2 separate regions of the Homo sapiens genome follow, and region 2 is linked to region 1. The links are chromatin contacts, found by Hi-C or POLR2A ChIA-PET in ENCODE. All regions are on one chromosome and are shown on one strand. The core of a region is the stretch at or near the end of the contact, and the rest is flanking DNA. Distances in the headings are between cores, read along the strand shown. Region 1 has its middle 120 kb from the start of XXYLT1-AS1. Region 2 overlaps XXYLT1 (xyloside xylosyltransferase 1).

Region 1 (2,700 bases), core at 135-2,634:
GCCTTGGCAACAGCTGTATCAGCCAACACAGCTGGCTCTGCTAGGGTCTGATGGTCTCCATGGATTGCTGAGAAAACTCCCAAGGGGGCTACAGCTAGGCCCCCTTGCCGACTTTGGGGGGACTGTGGCTGAAAGGCACGGCAGCTTGCCAGGCCCCTCCCTTGTTACCTTCCATGGTGGAGCCTGAAAAGTGGAAAATGCTCGCCTTCCCAGCTGCGCCTTCATGCAAGGGTGACCATGCAACCCAGCCCTGCAGTTAGCAGACAACCACATGGAGGAGCTCTGTTTAGGGACTTCTGGATGGTGGTATGCAGGGGGATGGTGGCAGTGAGGACCGTCCCCACAGATACCAAAAAGATGGCCTGCATTGTCTGTAAAGAGCTGAAAACAGTGATAGACCTGTGTGAAGGTCAATCTGCTTTTCTTTCTCACCATGTGCCTGCAATTCTAAATAAGGTCAGTGCTGTACCCCTTGTTCCACAGCCCGACCTGAAGAGCTCTGGAACTAGTGAAGGAGATGAATGCATTTGCAGGGAGAGTGACCACCTTCCCTCCAGTCGGCTCCACCTTCTTCATGACAGCAGCCTTCACAATGACAGCAGCCTTCACAATGACAGCAGTGACGAGGGCACCCCTCAAGGCTTCAGACCTTCAGGGCCTTAGGACTCATGTTCTGTTTTCTGGCTACACTAACGGAGCTAAGGGAAGGAGCCTCTGCTTCCGCTGCTCAGATGCTGGCTGGTGCCCGCCATGCCTTCATCATTCTCACATCTGATTCAGGGGCTCTCCCTTTCTCCAGGCTTGGGTTCGGGGAACCTGAGGGCCACTATCTGCTGGGTTCCATCAGCAAGTCCAGCAGCACAGCTGATCTGACAGGTGTCACATGACTCACAGGCAGGCAGGCTCAGTGGGACAAGTCCTAAACTAGGACTCAGGGGACCGCCTGGTCTCTGTTGTCTACTAACCAGCTGTGTGACCTTCAATAGGCCACTTCCCTTTTCTAAGCCTCAGTTTCCATAGCAGTAAAACCAGAGGGCCCTTCTCTAGAGAGTTCTTCCCGCCCTGACAGTCTCTCTCTCTCTCTCTCTCTCTCTCTCTCTCACACACACACACACACACACACACACACACATATCTGGGTGGGTATGTTTTACAGAAGTACTGTATTGCTCTACATTTTGTAACATGCTCTTAAGTTTTTGAGAAAATGATATACAGAAGGATTTGTAACTTCTTTGCTATTCACTCAAATGAATCCATTTTGTGTTTTAGTAGCTTCAGATCACTTCAACAGCCAATGCAAATAATCAAGACAGAAGCAGTGCAACCTCTTGGAGTTGGCCTATTTCCAGTGGTACAGCCAAACGCAATGGCATTATTTACCCAAATTGTTGGGCAACCAGCATGCACTGGAAGCAGATGCCAGCAGACGCCTTCCCGGACGCCAAGTCCTAGGAGTTGGCTTAGGCCCTTAGCTCAGGATGGAGGCAGCACCCACTGCATTGACACAATGCTGTGGGGTGATCCAGTCCTCAGCAACTACAGGGAGGATCCAGCCACTGGGGCAGACTGCACTTCAGGGACATCAGAAGCGGAAACCTGGGCTGGGGAGGTGCTTCCAAAGGAAACACCTGGAAGAGGGAGAAAGGATAAAAGAACCACCATCTAGATTAGGAAAGCAAGGCAGTTCCTGCCACCCAGAATAGTGTGTGCTGCTTGTTTGGAAAATGCATGATCATTTTCAGAGTCCTGAGGCCCGTCAGAGACTTTATGTCCAGCAGTGCCGATGGCCTGGTTCTCAGTCAAGGTAGTGGTCTGAGCTGCCATGGTCGGTCTCCTGCTCCAAACACATAGAAATTCTAGGTAAAGTACAGAAAATTAAATTTCAAAACCTATAACGAAGCTCAGAAGCTAAAAAAGCATCTGTGGATGCTCAAATAAAGAGGAGTCTTGCAGTGGTAATCAGGATTGAGCTACACCCTGTGTGTGCCTTAGAGGCTGGGTTTAGTTTTCAAGTTATCAGAAATCATATTGAGCTATAGAGATAGTTTATCACCCTGCATCTTTTAAAAACCAGATTAGGATATAATTTACATACAGTGAAATTCGCCCTTTTTAGGATATAATACTGTGAGTTCCGGCAAATAAATACAGTCATAGAACTACTACCCCCGTCAAGGCATGGAGCAGTTCCATCACCACGAACGTCCTTCTGCCCTTTGTAGCCAACTCTTCCCCCTCCCCTGGAAACTACTGGTCTATATTTGCCCTTCTATTTCTGCTTTTTCCAGAATTCCAGAGAAATGGAGTCATACGGTGTTTAGAAAGGCTGCAGCTTTAGTTCTTGCCCAGGAAGTGACACCAAGGCCACAGCCTTGCCGACAGCAGGAATACTAGGACTGAGTTCCCCAAATGAAACCAGGAGTCAGGAAAGGGCTCTCCTGTTTAGGAACTGGGATTAGAAAAACTGCTTGCTGGCCTGAATATTAGGCACAAAAGTGGGTCACTTACCTTGGACCATGAGGGAAACTGTCACCAATAAAATATCTGAACCTCTAGGTTGTATGACACAAAATTATGGACAGGTATTCTCATTGCTACCAGCACGGTGTGGATGTCCCGAGCCTAGAAACTCACATAAATACTGGTCTAGAAACTGTTTGCCCTTTAGAGGCAACAGATGCAATCACAATGTCATTC
Region 2 (2,700 bases), core at 104-2,603, 260 kb after region 1:
ACCTGATTTTTAGTGCCCACGAAGGTGCTTTTTTGGTGTAGATCGTTGTCAAATTTGGTGTTCTTGTGAGGAGGATGGTTGGTGGAGGCTTCTGTTTGGCCACCTTGCTCCACCTCCAGCCTAACCATAAAAACCTTTTATGCCACATTGGTCCTCCTCATTCCCTAAAACTTGTTTTATGTAACACTTTAAATCTTCTGCCTCATTATAAAAGCCTTTTTAAAAATGTCTTCATGCTTCTCTTCTAAGGTACCGTTTCCTTTATCCTTTTCTGGCTACTGGTTTGTTTGTTGTTTGTTTGTTTTTAATACTTTTTTCCAGACACAGAATCCAGACCAGTTCCTGCTATTTTCCAACAGAAATCTCAAATTATGTTTCTCATTCCCACACCCCTCCGCTTCCTCTCACCCCTGCCCCTGCGACCTCTCTGACAGGTTTCCCTACCTCCTACCTTCCCCACTGCCCCATTCTGTTATACCTCCAGAATTGTTTTCCAAATAGAGAAATTCGTTTTTCTCTCTCCCTGGCTTCAAGACCTCCGACGACTCGTCGCTCCCTTAGTTACAGTCCGAATCCTCTAGCAAGGCCTCTAAGCCGCTGCAATAGTGGTTCTGGCCCCGTCCCCCGACCTCCCCGCCTCGTGTGACTGGGCAGCACTGAACCAGGCAGTCTCCCGTCTACTGGCCACACCTGGATGACCTACATCCTTGCATGCCTGTACTTGCTCTTCCCACCGTCTGTAATTACCTCTCCCAGCCCCCATCTGCCTGGTAAGATCCTATCCAGTTTTCCAATCCTCCCCTCCAGCCTTCCCACAGCCTCCCACAATTCACCAGGCCCTTCCTAACACCCTGCATCGCATGGGGGCTCCACTCACCCTGTCTGACTCACTTTTCAGGGCTCTGTTTCTCTATCGGCTGCATGGGGCACTCCTCGTAGGCAGAGGCCGTGACTGCTCTGTGCCCTGTATCCAGCCACTGGCCACATGACAGGCCACCCATACATCCATACAGGTTTGCTAAACTAAGTGAACTGCACTTTGGGCAAGTAACTAAACCTCTCTGAGCCCCAGTTTCTTCGTGGGTAATACAGGACTGTCACCACATGCTTCCTGTGGTGTCTGTCAGGGCCATGTGGAACACACATTGAGCCCGGGGGTTGCCACACTGTGCTTACTCCTAAGTGTTAGCACCAAACCTCCTCCCAGTCCCCGAAATGCCTTCTCCCCACAGATCAGTTTTCACTCCTAAGCCAGCTTTTCCCTCCCTCCAAATCATCCCTATCCGTTCGAATTACACAGGAAGCTGGAAGCTGACAAGAGGGTTCTCGCAGAAGGGAAGGCCTCTGTGTTCACTAAGCAGGAAGAGAAAGAACGGATCTGCGCAGGCATACACGCAGAGCAGGGCTGCTGCAGCCAAACTAAGGGAGATGAAGAGCTATCCTCAGCCAGCTCACTCCCTACTGGCCCCATCTCACCCCAAAGCTTCACAGGAGACAACTGCATCCCATCAGCATGAATAGACTTCTGAGGACAAACTGTACTCAGTACATTGTTCCAGACGCTGTGCTGCCAAGCCTGCACCCATGAATATTTCATATAATAAATCTGCTTAAAGATAAATGAGTATGCTTCATGGAATAGACTTTATGCAGCAAGAGGCAAATCACAGACCCTGCAAGTGTGAATCAAAATACCCAGGCCTCCCAAAGACTAAAACAGGTTTGCAAACTAACCTTCCCAAGGATGGGCTGGCACCTGTCATACTCTGGGGTCCTTTGCCCAGACCAGGGGCTGATGCCTGGCAGTGCGGCAGGGGGCAGCAAAGCAAGAGTGAAGAGAGGAAATGAGAGGGATGGGGGAGAGAAAAGGCCACCCCTTCGACCTCCCCTCCTCCCTTTCAAGTCCCCCACCTCGAGAGCTGCAAGAAGAACATACAACCTGGGAAACCAGGAATATAAGATGACTTCCATACTGAAGGCAATTAGCCAATGAGAAGACACAAAACAATAGTTAATGCCAACCTGGAATATATGATTTTTAGGAATGTAGACAAAAAAGTCTGATCACGATTTGTAGGTTTTATTAATTTGTTTACATACACATACTTAAAAATCCTGTTGACTATAAAATACTATTTCCCACACCCAGCTTACAAAATAATTTCTCTTCAAACCCTTCGTGTGCATCAACAGCAATGCCTTTATGAAGCCCAGAGTCAAGCTGAGCCACCCAGAGCACGTCCTCCTCACCAGCTGTTTAGGATGTGTTGGATACGGTTCCCTGTGAATTTATGTAGAATGTTGGCATCAGAAATGTCACCCCAACCCACAAGAACCCATGTTCGTATCATGAGGGCAGTTGGGTGTTGTTTTTAATCACCTAATGACATTTCTCAAAGTAGGGTTCTTCACCGGCCTATAATCATATATTTGTAGCCATTCACTAACCTTCAGGAATATCCCACCCCAGGAATATCCTGCCCCAGAAATGATTAAATCTGTGTTAAATTTCTCTGCCTACTTTTATTTTTAATTACTTCTGCATCTAAATTCAGTAATGACTGAGCTTTCTTTTCAGGCAAAGGTGTCCTCAAACAGTACTTTGTTGTTCAAACTAAAATATGTAACCGAGAAAGTGCTGTGTGATATAAAAGACCTTGGAAAGGCTCAACTCTTTCGAAAGGGACAGTGTAGGGAGGA

The links. Hi-C counts contacts between places; a loop is a spot of excess contacts on that map. ChIA-PET counts read pairs that join two places held with the same protein, here RNA polymerase II (POLR2A). Pooled maps may share reads with other maps.
Region 2: a map of CD14-positive monocyte shows a loop between it and region 1 (2.7-fold over the local background). The contact joins two enhancer-like sites. A Hi-C loop is called at or near these places in 2 of 168 maps with a recorded cell type or tissue (CD14-positive monocyte and endothelial cell of hepatic sinusoid) and 2 of 50 pooled maps. POLR2A ChIA-PET finds 5 or more read pairs at or near these places in 1 of 52 experiments (Panc1).

What each region holds. Positions count from the first base shown.
Region 1 is chr3:194,974,772-194,977,471 of GRCh38, forward strand. No RefSeq gene overlaps it. Among named protein-coding and RNA genes, the nearest start is that of XXYLT1-AS1, 120 kb to the right of the region's middle. Within about 2 kb of position 1,385, at least 4 of the 41 ENCODE cell types and tissues checked have a DNase peak (open chromatin) inside an H3K27ac peak, as active enhancers do.
Region 2 is chr3:195,237,523-195,240,222 of GRCh38, forward strand. All of the region lies in intron 1 of XXYLT1 (xyloside xylosyltransferase 1), which reads right to left. Among named protein-coding and RNA genes, the nearest start is that of XXYLT1, 32 kb to the right of the region's middle. RefSeq lists an enhancer at 2,520-2,700. Within about 2 kb of position 1,354, at least 11 of the 41 ENCODE cell types and tissues checked have a DNase peak (open chromatin) inside an H3K27ac peak, as active enhancers do.